2 separate regions of the Homo sapiens genome follow, and region 2 is linked to region 1. Evidence: chromatin loops called from intact Hi-C (ENCODE). Cell type or tissue: mammary epithelial cell. All regions are shown on one strand. Links, peaks and the distances in the headings refer to the core of each region. The heading gives the core; the rest is flanking DNA. Region 1 holds the start of SCGB1D4 (secretoglobin family 1D member 4). Region 2 overlaps SCGB1D2 (secretoglobin family 1D member 2).

What was found. Peaks named below come from ENCODE experiments on the same cell type or tissue, not always from the same donor. Only the 100,000 strongest peaks of a DNase experiment are listed, where the experiment ranks them.
Region 2: a loop joins it to region 1, with 3 times the contacts of the local background. A loop is called at or near these places in 7 of 110 quality-filtered maps.

What each region holds. Positions count from the first base shown.
Region 1 is chr11:62,292,844-62,301,176 of GRCh38, reverse strand. It overlaps SCGB1D4 (secretoglobin family 1D member 4), which reads left to right and starts at 2,102. Exons shown (of 3, transcript NM_206998.2): 1 at 2,102-2,221; 2 at 3,519-3,705; 3 at 4,758-4,896. The coding sequence starts at 2,167. The coding sequence ends at 4,767. In mammary epithelial cell, for the core only: no CTCF peak of the experiment used is centred there; no DNase peak of the experiment used is centred there; H3K27me3 peaks cover 656 bases.
Region 2 is chr11:62,242,498-62,250,830 of GRCh38, reverse strand. It overlaps SCGB1D2 (secretoglobin family 1D member 2), which reads right to left. Exons shown (of 3, transcript NM_006551.4): 2 at 7,355-7,542; 3 at 6,019-6,161. The coding sequence ends at 6,132. Among named protein-coding and RNA genes, the nearest start is that of SCGB1D2, 4.4 kb to the right of the region's middle. In mammary epithelial cell, for the core only: a CTCF peak has its summit at 5,139; no DNase peak of the experiment used is centred there.

The sequences.
Region 1 (8,333 bases), core at 1-8,000:
GAAAGAATAAACTAAAATCTTGAGTCAATTGTGTAAAAAGGAGGGAGCCATAAAAAGCATCAATGATGAAAACAAAAAAACCCTGCATAGGTGTTAATCGTGGTAGGACTAATAAAAGTATACGCAAACAATCCTCTGTCAGAGATACACATGCTCCCCAATGGACTGTACAGATGACAAGGTGAATGTCAAGCCTGAGTGAGGATAAACTCTCATCCACAAAAAGGGTGGATGCTTCACAGACCTGTCTACTGCAAAAGAGGCCTCAGTCCTGAAGCCCATATTCATGGGTTTGCAGCCTCCAAGACCATGAGCTGGGTTTCCTTTTCCATTTATGTCAAAGAGAAATGGTGTATCTAGGTGTCCGTGTAGTTCTGCAAGTAGGTGATTTAGTGGATTTTGGCTGTGCTCTAAACTAGGAACTACTGGCAAACCATGACATATATGACAAATGGGACAAGATAATGGCAGTTTACATTGAGAACTACTATGTACCAGAACTTGGTATATTTTAAACACACACACACCCATGAACACACTCATTTGATCATCTATCAACCCAATGATGTAGGCACCATTAGTAGCCTACTTTGACAAATGAGAAAACTGGGGTTACATAAACTGAATAATTTTCCTAAGGTCCAGGAGCCCATAAATGAGGATCTGAACCCTCATAGCTGTAAACCTCACCACCAACCCTCCCCCTCCTTGGTGGCAGCAGGGCTGATTCAGGGACTCCGTCGTCATCCTGTGTGATGAAAGTGAGATCCACTGTTGCCCTCAGCTTGGACTCAACTAAATCTGTCAATGTGTCTTTGATGACAAAACCCGTAAGGTCCCCTTCCTTCTTAAAGGTTTTCCTGGCTGGATCTCAGCCCTGCTGTCTGTGAGAAACACCAGAGCAGTTTAAACAGTACAGAAAGGAGGGATTCACCCCAATGCTACTGAATCAAAATCGCCAGAGAGAGAAGCCTGTGGGGTCAGTATGTTTTAAAAGCTCCAAGTGATTTGACTACATAGCTGAGAATGGAAAGCTATGGCCTGGGCTGTGACTCCTCTCAAATGTAAGTTTATTTAAGAGAAAAATTTCTGGTGATTAAACTCACACCACATGAAGGCACGGCAATGGGAGGGAAGGCGGGTGTGTATTGCTTTGTCTGGGGGCTTCCTTCACTTTCCCTTAAAAATGGGATTGGCCCAGGCAGCACAGATAGGTTTGAAGTGGAAAACTTGAGCCTAGGGGTTAGGGGGAAGTGACCACCCACCCTGTTCCTCTGTCTCTTCCCTTCTATTATCTTCCCAGCCTAGAGCCCCACTGATGTATGATTGGCTCTGAACACTCCAAAAGCTCTTGAGAAAAAGAGTTAGGTTATTTAATCTTCAGATCAGCCCTAAGATAAGACGTGGGTGGCTACACATCACAGAAAGCTTGCTTTTTATAGATAGAAAATGTGAATCTTGGCCATATATATAACTGCACGTATAAACAAGATTCAGGTTTGGGAGTGAGGCAGGCTAGAGAACAGGTGCAGCAGATGTTTTTCCTCAGCATATCTTCTACAGGTGGGATGTATTCAACTATGTTTTCAGTACCTATGCAGTGAACATGGTGGTGATGGAAGGGGCTGAGGGGAAGGATTAGACTTTCCCAATGTGCAACTGAAACAAGCCTGCTTGTTGTCAGACATGCAGGGGGATCAAAGCAGGGTCTCCTTATGTCCCTGCTCTCCCATAAAGAGAACACAGCCTTCCAGCTTCCTGTGCCTTGTGAAGCCATAATTCACCTGTGCCCCTGCACTGCTACAAAGATAAAAAGAACTAATCAGCAAAAGCTCATAAGGAAATTGAGGATCCCAGGAACATTTCCAGATGTACCTGAACACTCACCTGGAGCACAGAGCAGAGTTCTCACAAGGCTGCTGTCTTGTGCTCCGCCCCACTCAGATGCAGAGATTCCTAAGGAGGTGACATTGATGGACGGCAGCAGCCCTGGCTTGGAAGGGCGGGCTGGGAGCCAGGCCTCATGACCTACCAGGTGCCCCGGTAGGTAGGACCAGCCAGGCTCCCTAGGTACAAATAGCCCTGGCCTCCATGACTACACAGGCTCCTGGAGTCGAATCCAAATCACTCATTGTGAAAGCTGAGCTCACAGCCGAATAAGCCACCATGAGGCTGTCAGTGTGTCTCCTGATGGTCTCGCTGGCCCTTTGCTGCTACCAGGGTGAGTACATCAGTCATGAGTCCAGCACCAGCCCCTGGGATGCACCCTCTTCTGAGCACAAGATCACCTATTTGTGCTTTGGGTTGGGGTCTGCACAAAACCAAACAAAATTCCAAACCCTTTTCTGTGCTTGTTGAATAAGATTCATAAAGGTTAGAGCTATTTCTTCTTTCTTCTTCCTTTTTTTTTTTTTTTTTTTGAGAAGTTTTGCTCTTGTTGCCCAGGCTGGAGTGCAGTGGCATGATCTTGGCTCACTGCAACCTCTGCCTCCGGGGTTCAAGTGATTCTCCTGCCTCAGCCTTCCTGAGCAGCTGGGATTACAGGCATGGGCCACCACAGCTGGCTAATTTTGTATTTTTAGTAGAGATGGGGTTTCTCCATGTTGGTCAGGCTGGTCTCGAACTCCCGACCTCAGATGATCTGCCCGCCTCGGCCTCCTAAAGTGCTGGGATAACAGGCATGAGCTACTGCGCCTGGCTGCTTAGAGCTATTTCTTCTAATCCCCAGTATCTAAGAAGTTTTATAGAAAAATCAGTTCAGGCAAATGTTAGGAATTCTTCTGCCTGAGCTTCACTTCTGAATGGGATCTGTGTCAGATGATGTAATGTGAGGTCTGGGGTGAACCTGGGCTTCGACACTTCCCACCCCTTGATCTTGGGCACAATGCTCACCCTCCTTGAGCCTCCTCTTATCACTGGTGGTTAAAGCTTCTGCCAGGAGTGGCTATGAGAATGAAGTAAGGTTATGGTTGTCAAGAGTCAAGCTGTGGGCCAGGCATGGTGTCTCATTCCTGTAATCTTAGCACTTTGGGAGGCCACAGTGGGCAGATCACTTGAGCTCAGGAGTTCAGCACCAGCCTGGGCAACATGGCGAAACCCCATCTCTACAAAAAAAAAAAACAAAACAAAACACACACACACACACACACACACACACACACACACAAAAGCGGGCATGGTGGCAGGCACTGGTAGTCTCAGCTACTTTGGGGGCTGAGGGAGGATCGCTTGAGCCCAAGACATTCAGGCTGCAGTGAGCCGAGATTGTGCCACTGCATTCCAGTCTGGGTGAACCTATCTCAAAAAAAAGAAAAAGAAGTCTAGCTGAGGATATGAAGCTCTTCCCTTTGTTGTGTGACCCGGAGAAAGTCACACCTGGAGTTTCTGGTATTGTCATCAGCACAATAATGGTATAGAAACATAGAACCCAGGGGATCCTGTCTGGTGTAACCTCAGGGAGCCATGAGAGAAAAATCGACTTTCCTAACATCAACAATATTTTTATTTTTGTGCTGCAGCCCATGCTCTTGTCTGCCCAGCTGTTGCTTCTGAGATCACAGTCTTCTTATTCTTAAGTGACGCTGCGGTAAACCTCCAAGTTGCCAAACTTAATCCACCTCCAGAAGCTCTTGCAGCCAAGTTGGAAGTGAAGCACTGCACCGATCAGATATCTTTTAAGAAACGACTCTCATTGAAAAAGTCCTGGTAATTTCTTTCTCCTTTATGCAGAGGCAGAATTCAACTCAGCTGCACACAGCCTCCTGCATGTTTCTTGTCAGGTCACCTGCCTGGATGCTGTGTCCCCAGAGTGTGCTGAGGACATGGGGAGTGAGCTAGGGCCAAGGCAGGGATGGTGAAGGGCCAAGCACGGCCGCCTCCCTGCTGGGATCTTTCCTGAGGTCAACCTACCCTCACGCAGTGGACACGGTCACTATGGGATGTCCCAGGGAGTGTGGGAGATTTGAACAGGGAGAGGAGGCTTGAGGGGACCTAGAGCTGGGCCTCCCACAGACAGGGTGCTGGTGAACTGGGCTCCTGTGCAGCTTCTGCAGAGCCAGGAGCCCCTTGCAGCTCCTCAGGGCCCACTATCCACTCCTCATCCATGACACTCTCCTGACCACAGCCAGTGGGCCAAGACTTTTTCGCTGCTCTACCTACTGCAACGCCACACAAGTGGGATGTTCTCACTATGTCTTTCTCAAGAAATCAGAGATTCCAGGGCCCTCTCAGCCTGGCTGCCTCTGGATTGTTGTCCTGAGGTTTGGCTGCAAATACCCATAGAAGCTGCAGGGTCAGGGCTGATAAGACCCCTGGCCGTTAGGCAGAATTCTCCCATGGGAAGACTGGAGTCTCCTGGAAGGTGTGTTTCCCAGAAGCCCTCCCTGCCCTGCCTGGCTTCAGAGCCCTGGGTCCCCCATTACAGGGATCAGGAGACTCCACAGACCTGGGACAGCCCAGACAACAACCTCTTGCTGCACTGTCAACCCCTCCCCTCCTCCTCCATGAAAACCCTGGGCCTAACTCCTGGGTCTTCCCAGGTCTATTGGTCTGGTGGGGAAAGGCTGCTTTCTCACCAGAATGGGTGTTGTAAGGCCACCAGGTCTAGGCCTCAGTTTCCCAAACTGAATTCTTGCCTCTGCCTTTCCAATTGCCATTGGGGCAAAATCCCATTGGCCTCTTTGATGTTAGCCTATCATCACCAGCAGCAGCATGACTGACCTCACCTTTCTTTCTTTCTTTCTTTTTTTTGATTTCAGGTGGAAATAGTGAAAAAATGTGGTGTGTGACATGTAAAAATGCTCAACCTGGTTTCCAAAGTCTTTCAACGACACCCTGATCTTCACTAAAAATTGTAAAGGTTTCAACACGTTGCTTTAATAAATCACTTGCCCTGCACATCTCCACTGGTCTTGTTATGATCCTGCAGTCTCGGGCCTTGAATCGAGGGTGGTTTCCATAGGGGAGTGGACTTTTGCTGTGGCTGATAATCAACTCTAGAGTAACCAGCATTCTGTTACTAATGGGGCCTGAATGCAAGCATCCCAGAAGGAAATATTTGCAGAAATCATCCTGGATTCCTTACAGATTTCCCATCCTGCGTTCGCGAATGAAAACCATGGCAATAGAAAACAGCAATTACAGTGGTCCTGCTGGTCTTGGACTGAGGGATCTCCCAGCCTGCCTTGGTGTCCAGGCACGTGGTTCCCACTAGCAGCAGCCCTAGCCCTAGTTTGTTGTCCCCTCAGATGCACAGCCAGCCTGCTTGGTGCTCTCTCTGCACCAAGTCATGTCCAGTATACTTTATTTTCCATTTATCACAATTTGAGGGCATCTCCAGGTTTCAACCTGGAGTTCACATTGTTTTACTCCCCACACTCAGAGCACTCCTCAGTGTCCGCCTCACTCACCAGCACCTGAGGCAAATGCTTCCTTCCTCAAGCTCTCTCAAGAGCTCCAGAGACCAGCACCCCTTGCCAACTGGACAGCTCCCAGTGCACACTCCACAGTCATTTCAGGAGCAGGATGTAAAACTGAGCACAGGGTCTGCCCCCAGCCTGCTCTCCCTTCCATAAGCCCATCCAGGCTAATGCACCCAACCTAGCAAGCCCCCTGACCAGGACATAGGGAGACGCCACAGGTTCCTGGCTTGGTGTCCTGTGGCTGCTGCAAGAAACCTCCGAAAGCTTGGTGGCTTAAAACAACGGATTCTCTTGTACCTCTGAAGGTCAGAAGCCCAACACTGGTATCACTGTGGGGAGGTCAGGGGGCAGCAGGGCTCTGTTCCTTCTGGGGGCTCTCCGGGCGAGTTCACTAAGGGCTGCTGACCATGCTGGTCCTGTGGCCACATCACTCCAACCTCTGCCTCCATGATACATTCCCATCTCCTTTCCTTTCCGTGTCAAATCCCTCTCTGACTTTTAATTACAAAATACAGAGGTTGGGGTTAGGAAGCACCAGATTATTCAGAATAATGTCCCTATCTCAAGATCCTTAACTGAATCATGTCTACATAATGCTTTTTCATCTTGCAATGGGCCATTCACAGATTCCAGGGATTAGAATGTGTATATCTTTTGGGAGATGGAGGCATAAATCAGCCAACTACAGCTTCCCTCCCTCCTGACTCCTCACCGTACCCTAAGTTCTGTTTACTCCATGGCCACAGTGTCACCTCCACGAGTCCCTTCCTTTCCATCACACAGCCACCTAACAGTCTTATCCGAGTCCTTCCAAACTCAACTCAGATTAATGTCTCCTAAATTGTCTCCCAGCCTCTGTGAGCCCTTCCTGTGATAAACCCTCCTTGTTCATGCCAATGCGAGCCTCCCAAAACTGAAACATGGTCCTATCCTCCAACAACCCTAAATGACCAGAGGGCACATGTTCTCAAGGGTTTCAAGTAAGAGAAGTCATTTTTTACCTAAACTCATATTTATATAATAATAGCTATTATTATACAACTGAGAAAATAGTAGATAACAGTAGTTATTATTATACATTGCTTTTAAAAGAAATTTGTATTTTAATAACACCAGAAAATATTGACACTTAAAAAAATAGAACCCAAGTGTGTGAAACTCATGACCAGTTTAGCCTACACATTGCGCATGGACAGACACAAGGATTCACAGACAGACACAAGGATTCCCAGAGCTCAGGCTACATTCTGAGAACCCCAGAGAGGAACCACTGCTGGAGAAACACATCCACAGCCTTGTGTTCCACATGAGGACTTCCAAGACCCTGCTCCTGGGAGCCCTGTCTCCTCATCTTCTGTTTTCCTGGGTGCTCTGTCCTCAGCCGTAGTTGTTGTATCTCATTTCTTATACATCACATGAGTCACATCCTTGCACCAGGCCATATAGGTTTTCCTTTGCCTTTATAGACTTACCTGCCTCTGACATTTGACCATCCCCAACCATAGAATGCACTTCACATGTCTCCTTCTCTGTAAGGCCCCCATGGATGCCCACACCTTACATTACATCTTTATACACACATGCACCCACATGCATAGACATCCTTTTTAATCATTCACTTATTTTCCTGTGAAATAGAATGCATGTCATAGCATTGTTGTGAGAACACATTAGATAAATTAATACTATAAAGCACTCAACATATCTTAGAAATTATTACTCAAATGCTTACAATTGATAAAAATTTCTATTTATTGAACACCCCAGTATGCATTTTGCTGGAACATTTTTCCTTTGTTTTTTAGTCCTCACTAGTACCCAGGAAGGTCCAAGATTGTTTCCACTAATGAACATGAGAATGAGAAATGCTTACCCAGGGCGCCTTAATCCTGGCTCTGTTTTGGAATCCACTGGGAAGCTGTCAAAAGCAGGTGATGCCCAGGCTCTGTCTGGAACACACGAATCTGTGTATAAGTAGACCCCATGCAGTCCTCATTCTCTTACCTCTCTCTTCTATAGGTGCAGTCATCCAGTGACCTGGGGAGGCAGTAGCTGGCACAGGAGTCCCCCATGATACTCACAGGACTCCTGACATCAGCAGGGCTGTCACTTAGGGCTGCTGCCTTAGCTACTTCCATAGCCTTTGAAGCCTGGGGGTCGCAAGGTGCTCACTCTTCTCAACGTTCAAAGCTGATCACATTCATGTCACATACGGTAACATTTTCCTTCCAGAGATGCTGTTAAAAGAGTGTGAAGTGGGATCCAGCAAGACCGCTCAGGCTGGGACAGGGAGAAGAGGGTATCAAAGTCATTGTTAAGAAGTACAGGGTTTCTGTTTGGAATGAGAATTTCCTAGAAATGTATAGTGCGACAACATCAAGAATACACTGAAGGCCACATAATTGTACACTTAAAAATGATTGAAATGAAAAGTTTCATGAAATGACAATACAATAAAAGAATGCAAGGACTGCTGCTCTCTGAGGGGGAGGAGGAATGTAACTGCAGGGGAGCTGGGCTTGTATTTTACCCCTAGAAACGCCTTCCTAGACCTGCCAGCATCTCATAGTCAGCTTTCTTGGTGTTCATGTGCTCATTGATTGACATCCTGGATGTCTTCTTTGCTAATGATATTACTAATTTTGAAGAACATCTAGTTCAAAAACCTGAGAATGAGGTTTACCAAGTGTGTAGGATTGACTCATGCAGGGTCTCTTGACTTTATTTCTTCAGGCATCTCTCATGACCACTGAGCTAAGTGGAGTCTCATAATTTGCTCTCTGGACAAATATTATTGGTCTCTGCCTAGGCACTTTTTCTCCAGTGTCTTCTCCCCATGATCCATCTTACACTTTATGACAAGCTCAGTATTCTGAATCCAAAGTTTTGATTTAGTCATCGCTTATTTATTTA
Region 2 (8,333 bases), core at 321-8,320, 51 kb after region 1:
CCATCCCTGAAGACATTAGTCTGGAGATGTTTTTGGTTGTCACAGCTGTATGGCAGCCCAGATACTATTGGCATCAAGTGGGCAGAGAACAGGGGTGCTGCTGAACCTCCTACAATGCACAAGACAGATCCCACAAGAAAGGATTACTTGCCCTCTATGTCACTACTGCTAAGATTGAGAAACCCTGTGCTAGAGAAATATCTGTGAGCCTTCAAGATGCCAAAAGGAGTGTGGTCATCTTTGTCCTCCAGGGGGCTGGCTCAGCCTTCTGTCCATGCCTTTGCCCAGGCTGCTCCATGCACCTGGAGGCCCTGCTTCCTCTGCTTGCCATCCTCATCTTCTCGGTGCTTCATGGTCCAACTCAGCCATCACCTCTTCTGCAAGCCTTCCTTGATATTTCCTTGAATGTCTGCAGGCTTTTAATTTGTGTAGTAAGATCTCATCTCAGTGATATACATTGTGTCTTTCTTTAGTTCTACGTCCTGTCTTCCCATTCAACTTGCTAATTAATTCTTTAAGGAAATTCATTAATTCTTTCAGCAAAATATACTATCTTCCTCCATGGTACAGTGTGGTGTAGATTCTGCTTTGACCTGAGGCCATTTGCATCTTCTTAACTTCTTTTTGCCAAATTATCTCCTCTCTGCCCACTTTTTTGCCCCTTTTCTTCTATGCTCCCTTTCCTTTTTATTTGTTTTCCAACATCCTTTTTTTTTTACAGTTTTAATTTTTAAAAAGTTGATATAGATGCATGTTTTGAAAAGGAATATAATGCAAAAAAGTGTTTTATTAAAAGTGATTATTCCTTGCCCTTCCTCTGCAGACCTCCCAGTCCCATTCTCACTTTCAGCTTGTTTTCCTGTGGGGGTATTTCCGTGTTCTCAATAATCTTTTCTCGCTGTTCTGTTGATGTATCCAGTAACTCCTATTATAATCCCTGTGTATCCAATCCCACATCTTTGCCTTTCTTGTTCTACTTCTTTTTGGTGGAGCATATCCTACAATAACTTTCTGAAAAGAAGTTCATTGGTGATAAAATGTTTGCAGATTTGCATGCCTGAAAATATCTTTATTTTGTCTTCATGCTTGAATAATTGTAGCCTGGATGTAGATTCACATCTGTGTAGAATTACAGGTTGAAATACTCTGAATTCTGAGTGTTACTGCTCTGCCTTCCTGTTCTTGTGTTGGTTCCATTATTATTCTCCATTCTTGTAAGTGTCTAGCTGTTTCTTCCAAAAAAAAAGTGGGGGGCTTTTATTTAAGATGATGTTCCAAAATATGATCAAAATTGTTTTGGTATGGGAAATCAGTGGATTTCTATAGATTTTTCAATCTTTTTATTCTAGAAAATTACCTAGGTAGTGTGGGCTTTCAGAAGCACTCATGGAACTGTCCAGGACACAAAACATCTGACAGACCCAGAGAGCCTGAACCAATCACAAAAAAGGGCAAGTTAATTCAGAGCTTTCTGATTTCCTTCTCTTTCCTCTTTTCCTAGATTCTAACTCTGTCAGAAACCATGGTTAGTTCATTGGGAGAGAATAGATGGAAGTATAAAGAAAGAAAGAAAACAACATGTATTCTTAAACAATGTGAGGTTGTGATTATTACAAAAACTTGAATATTCTAATTTATGAATTGAGATATTGAGCTTTATTTCATTAAAAGAAAATTGAGATCCATTGAAGATATACTTTAAAGATGCCTATAACAAAACCTAAGCTTTGTTATCAGAATATTGGGCTTATCAGGCCAGGTGTGGTGGCTCACGCCTGTAATCCCAGCACTTTGGGAGGCCGAGGTGGGTGGATCACCTGAATTCAGGAGTTCGAGACCAGCCTGACTAATATGGAGAAACCCCATCTTTACTAAAAAATACAAAATTAGCTGGGCGTGGTGGTGCATGCCTGTAATCCCAGCTACTCGGGAGGCTGAGGCAGGAGAATCGCTTGAACCCAGCCTGGGCAACAAGAGCAAAACCCCGTCTCAAAAAAAAAAAAAAAAAAAGAATATTGGGCTTATCATAAAATGCCAGATGGATCATAGGGACAAGATATTTGAGAAAAAGAGCCTAGGCAGAGATTGATAATATTTGTCCAGGGGGGAAATTATGAGACTCTACTTAGTTCAATGGTCATGGGAGACAGCCTTAAGGGGTAAAAGTCTGGAGACCCTGCATGGGTGAATCCTACATCCTTGGTAAACCTCAATCTCAGGTTTCTGGATTAGATTTTCTTAGAAATTGTGATACCTCCATCAAAGAAGCAATCCAGGAAGTGAATCAATGAGAGCATGGACTTGGAGAGAAGTGCTGACTGTGGGATGCCGACAGGTCTTGGGGGGGGTGTGTCCAGAGGTAAAATACAGGCCCAGCTCCCCTTCACAGGTATCTTCCTGCTGCCTCCCAGACAGCAGCAACCCTTAGAGTGTTTCGTTTTGTTTTGTTTTTTTTTTATTGTGTGTGCTTTTTTTCTTTTTTGTCGGAGTCTTACTCTGTCAGGCTGGAGTGCAGTGGCGCGATCTCGGCTCACTGCAACCTCTGCTTCCTTGGCTCAAGCAATCCTCTTGATTCAGCCTTCCAAGTAGCTGGGACTACAGGTGCACACCACCATACCCAGCTGATTTTTGTATTTTTAGTAGAGACAGGGTTTCACCATGTTGGCCAGGATGGTCTCGATCTCTTGATCTCGTGATCCACCTGCCTCAGCCTCCCAAACCGCTGGGATTACAGGCATGAACCACAATGCCCTGCCCTTTTCAAACCATCTTTAAGTGTATAATTCAGTGGCCTTAAAGGCATTCACAACGTTTCACAATATTCCTTCCCAGAAAATTATTATCATCCCAATCAGGAACTCAATAGCCCTTAAATAATGACTCCTAATGCCCTCCCTCCCTGCCCCAGCCTGTGCAGTCTTACTGAATTTCACGTCACACTCTTTTAATAGCAACTCAGGAAGGAAAACCTTACCACAGATGATCCCTATGTGATTAGCTGTATAATGGTGAAAAGAGTGAGCACTTTGCAATCTCCAATCTTTAAAAGCGATGAAAGTAGCTAAGGAAAAGGCCTCCAGGTCACAGCCCTGGTGATGCTGGGAGTCCTGTGAGTATCACAAGGGACTCTTGTCCCAGATATTGCCTCCCCAGGTCACTGGATGACTGCACCCATAGAGCTGAAGGCACAAGAACAGGGACTGCAGGAGCTCTACTTTCACAGAGATAGACACATATACACTAGATGGAGCCTGGGCATCACTTGATTTTGACAGCTTCCCAGTGGATTCCAAAACAGAACCAGGGTTGAGGACCACTGGGTAGGGCATTCGTCATTCTCATGTTCATTAGTGGGAACAATCTTGGACCTTCTTGGGCACTACTGATGATGAAGTGAGAGAGAACTTGGAATTCTTCCAACAAAATGCATATCAGGATGATCAATGACTAGAAACTTCTAGTAGTTGTAAGCATTATAATAATGATTGTTATAATTTGTTGAGTGCTTTATAGTATTAATGTATTTAATATGTTCTCACAACAATGCTGTGATATGCATCCTATATAACAGAAAGGTAAACTGATAATAAAAGAGGAATGTCTAGGCATGTGGGTGCACATGTGTATAAAGATAAAATATAAGGTGTGGATATCTGAGAGGGCTTCACAGAGGAGGAGGCATATGAAGTGGATTCTATAGATGAGATTGTCAGATGTCATCGTGAGAGATGGCTATACAGGGAAAGGGAGACCCCTATGCACTTATGCAGGGGTGTGACTCACATGAGGCCCAAAAAATGAGATATAAACAAGTATGGCTGAGCACAGAGTGCCCCAGGGAAGAGGAGAGGAGGAGACAAAGGCTCCCAGAAGCAGGTCTTGAAGGTCCTTGTGTGCAACACAAGGGTGTGGACTCGCTCCTCCAGCAGTGGTTCCTCTCTGGTTTTCTCCCAGTGATGTGAGAGCTCCATAAATCCTTGTATCTGCCACACACAACAGCACGCTATGCCTGCTGATAGTAAGTTTGATATATCTTGGTTCTATTTTTAAGTGTACATAATTTCTGGTGTGATTAAAATACAAATTTCTTTTAAAAGCAATGTTTAATTAATAACAACTGTTATCTACTCTCCTGCCAATTGTGTAATGGTGACTATTATCATAAAAAGATGGGCTTGGGGTAAAAAAATAATTTCCCTTACTTGAAAGCCTTGAGAACCAGTGCCCTCTGGTCATTTAGAGTTGTTGAAAAGAGAATAGGATCACATTTTAAATTTAGGAGACTTACCCTGGCATGAATGAGGAGGATGTATAGTAAGAAGAGTTCATAGAGGCTGCAAGACAATGTAGAAGAATTTGGTCAGAGCTGGGGAGGACATAGACCAGACTGTGATATGACTGTGTGATGGGAAAGAAGGAACTCGTAAAGGTGATTCTGGGGCAATGGAGGGAATAGAACATAGTGCACTGTTAGGAGTCAGGAGGGAGGGGAGCTGTCATTGGCTGCCTCATGTCCACCCTGAAAGATACCCACATCCTAGTTCCTGAAATCTGTGAATGTTCCATTATATGACAAAAAAAGCACTTGGCAGACACGATCAAACATAATGAGATGGGGTGTTATTCTGAATAATCTGCAGGGTCCCAAAACCAAACCTGTGTATTTTGTGATTAAAAGTCAGGGTGGTGGCTCACGTCTGTAATCCCAGCACTTTGGGAGGCCGAGGTGGGTGGATCACGAGGTCAGGAGATCAAGACCATCCTGGCTAACACGGTGAAACCCCATCTCTACTAAAAATACAAAAAATTAGCCGAGCATGGTGGCGGGCGCCTGTAGTCCCAGCTACTCGGGAGGCTGAGGCAGGAGAACAGCGTGAACCCGGGAGGTGGAGCTTGCAGTGAGCCGAAATGGTGCCACTGCACTCCAGCCTGGGCGACAGAGCGAGACTCCTTCTCAAAAAAAAAAAAAAAAAAAAGCCAAGGTGGGTGGGGTTGATGTAGAAAGAAAAGAAGGGAACATATCATGGAGGCAGAGGTTGGAGTGATGTGGCCACAGGACCAGGACAATTATTAGCCCAGAAGCCAGAAGCAACCCTTAGTGAATTCCCCCCAAGAGTCCCCAGAGGGAGCGGAGCCCTGCTGCCCCCTAACGTCTTCACAGTGATACTAATGTTGGACTTCTGACCCCCAGAGATGCCTGAGAATCAGTCGTTTTAAGCCATGAAGTTTGCAGATTTTTGTTCCAGTAGTCACAGGACACCAAGCAGGGAAACTGTGGTGTCTCTCTGTGTCCTGGTCAGGGTGCTTGCTGGGTGGGTGCCTTAGCCTGGATGGGCTCATGGAAGGGAGAGCAGGCTGGGGGCAGACCCTGTGCTCAGTTTTACATCCTGCTCCTGAAATGACTGTGGAGTGCGCACTGGGAGCTGTCCAGTTGTCAGGGGGTGCTGGTCTCTGGAGCTCTTGGGAGAGCTTGAGGAAGGAAGCATTCACCTCAGGTGCTGGTGAGTGATGCAGACGCTGAGGAGTGCTCTGAGCGTGGGGAGTAAAACAATGTGAACTCCAGGTTGAAACCTAAAGAGGACCCCAAATTGTGATAAGTGGAAAATGAAGTATACTGGACATGACGGAGGACAGAAAGCATAGTGCAGAGAGAGCACCAAGCAGGCTGACTGTGGGTCTGAGGGGACATCAGAGTAAAGTCACTGATAGGTGGGAACCCTCGGCCTGGATACCCATTCAGGCTGGGGGTTCTCTCAGTGTAAGACCAGTGGAACATTTCAATTCCTGTGTCCTTGTTACCATGGTTTTTATTCACGGCTGCAAGATGGGAAATCTGTAAGGAATGCAGGATAATTCCTACCAAATATTCTCCTCTGTGACACCTGGACTCAGGCCCCATTAGTAACAGGATGCTGGTTCTCTGGAGTTAATTATCACCCACAGCAAAAGGCCACTCCACTATGGAAACCACCCTGTACTCAAGGCTCGAGACTGCAGGATTATAACAAGACCAGTGGAGACGTGGAGAGCAAGTGATTTATTAAAGCAAGACGTTGAAACCTTTACATTCTGCAGTGAAGATCAGGGTGTCATTGAAAGACAGTGGAAACCAGGATGAAAGTTTTTACATGTCACACACTACATTTCTTCAATATTTTCACCTAAAATAGGAAAAGAAAAAAGAAGGTGGGGTCAGTCATGCTGCTGCTGGAGGTGACAGGCTCACATCCAAGAGGCCAGTGGGATTCTGCCCCCAAAGGCAATTGGAAGGGCAGAGGCAACAACTCAGTTTGGGAAACTGAGGCCTAGACCTGGTGGCCTCACAGCACCCATGCCGGTGATGGAGCAGCCTTTTCTTGCCAGGCCAATAGCCCTGGGGTGATCCGGGAATGAGGCCCAGGATCCTCATGGAAGCAAGTGACGAGGGTTGGAGAGAGCAGCAAGAGGTTATTGCCTGGGCTGTCCCAGGGCTTGGAGTCTCCTGGTTCCTGCAGTGAGGGACCCAGGACTGAGAGGCTGGTCAGGGCTGAGAGGGCTTCTGGGAAGCTTGGCTTCCAGGAGACTCCAGCCTCCCCATGTGGGAATTCTGCCTCAGGGCCCGAGCACCTCTCAGTCCCGAGCCTGCAGCTTCCATGAGCATTTGCAGCTAAACCTCAGGACAGCAACTCAGAGGCAGCCAGGCAGAGAGGCCCCTGGAAAACCTCTGATTTCTTGAGAAAGACAGAGTGAGAACATCCCGCTTCCATGGCACTGCAGGAGGTAGACTAGCTAGGGTCTTGGACGACTGGCCATGGTCAGGAGAGTGTCGTGGGTGTGGAGGGGAGTATGGGGTCTCAGGAGCTGGGAGGGGCTCCTTCCTGGCTCTGCAGAAGCTGCAGAGAAGTCCAGCCTGCCAGTGCTACATCTGCAGGAGCCCCTGCTCTATGTCCCTCCCTGCCTTCCTCTCCCTGTTCAAGGCTCCCATGCTCCCCAGGACATTCCACAGTGACTGTGTCCATTACATGAGGGCAGTTTGGTCTCAGGAAAGCTCCCAGCAGCGAGGCGGCCATGCTTGGCCCTTTACCATTTCTGCCTGGGCCCAGGCTCACTCCCCATGTCCTCAGCACACTCTGGGGACATGGCATCCAGGCAGGTGACATGAGAAGGAGGAACATGCAGGAGGCTGTGTGCAGCTGAGTTGAATTCTGCAGGTGAAATGGTGGCACCCACCCTGTGGCCCCAGGTGACCTTCTCAAGAGGTGACCAGCAAGGCAGCTGCCCCACCACCTGTGTCCCCAACAGAGCAGCAAGCTGACCTCACTTCATACTGTGCAGCTGACCAGAAGCCTTAACAAATAAAGGAGAAAGAAGTTACCAGGACTTCCGCAATGAGGCTTCGTTTCTGAAGGGACATCTGATCCGTGCATCTCTTCACTCCTAACTTGGCTGCAACAGCTTCCGGAGGGGCATCAAATTTGGCAAGACTTAACTTGAACAGAGGTTCACTAATGAAGAAGAAGTCTAACAGCTCAGAAACAAGAGCTGGGCAGAACTCGGCATTGGCTGCAGCAAAAGAATAAAAATATAGTTGATGTTAGGAAAGTCGATTTTTCTCTTTGGCTCCCTGACGTTAGACCAGACAGGATCCCCTGGGTTATATGTTCACATACATTTGTTGTGCTGATGACAATGCCAGACCCTTCAGGTGTGACTTCCTCAAGCTCTCACAATAAAGGAAAGCACTTCATATCAACAGCCAAACTCTTTTTTTTCCCTTTGTCACCCAGGCTGGAATTCAGTAGCTCAATCATGGCTCACTGCAGCCTCTACCTCCTGGGCTCAAGCGATATCCCCATCTCAGCCCCCTAAGTAGCTGAGACTACTGGTGCATGTCACCACGTCCAGCTGATTTTTCATATTTCTTTTGGTAAAGCTGGAGTTTCGCCACGTTGCCTAGGCCGGACTCAAACTCCTGAGCTCAAGCAATTCACTCTCCTTGACCTTCCAAAGTGCTAGGATTACAGGCATGAGCCGCCATGCTTAGCCCACAGCTAGACTCTTTTGACAGTATTAATCTTTCTTACTCCATTCTCATAGCCTCTCCTGGCAGAAGCGCTAACTACCAGTGATAGGAGGAGGCTCAGGGAGGGTGAGCATTGTGCCCAAGGTCAAAGGGCTGGGAAGTGGCGGATCCCAGATTCACCCCAGACCTCACATTACATCATCTGACACAGATCCCACCCAGGAGTGAAGCTCAGGCAGAAGAATTCCTAATATTTGCCTGCACTGATTTTCAATAAAACTTCGTAGGTGCTGGGGAGTAGAAGAAATAGCTCTGAACTTGATGAGGGGCT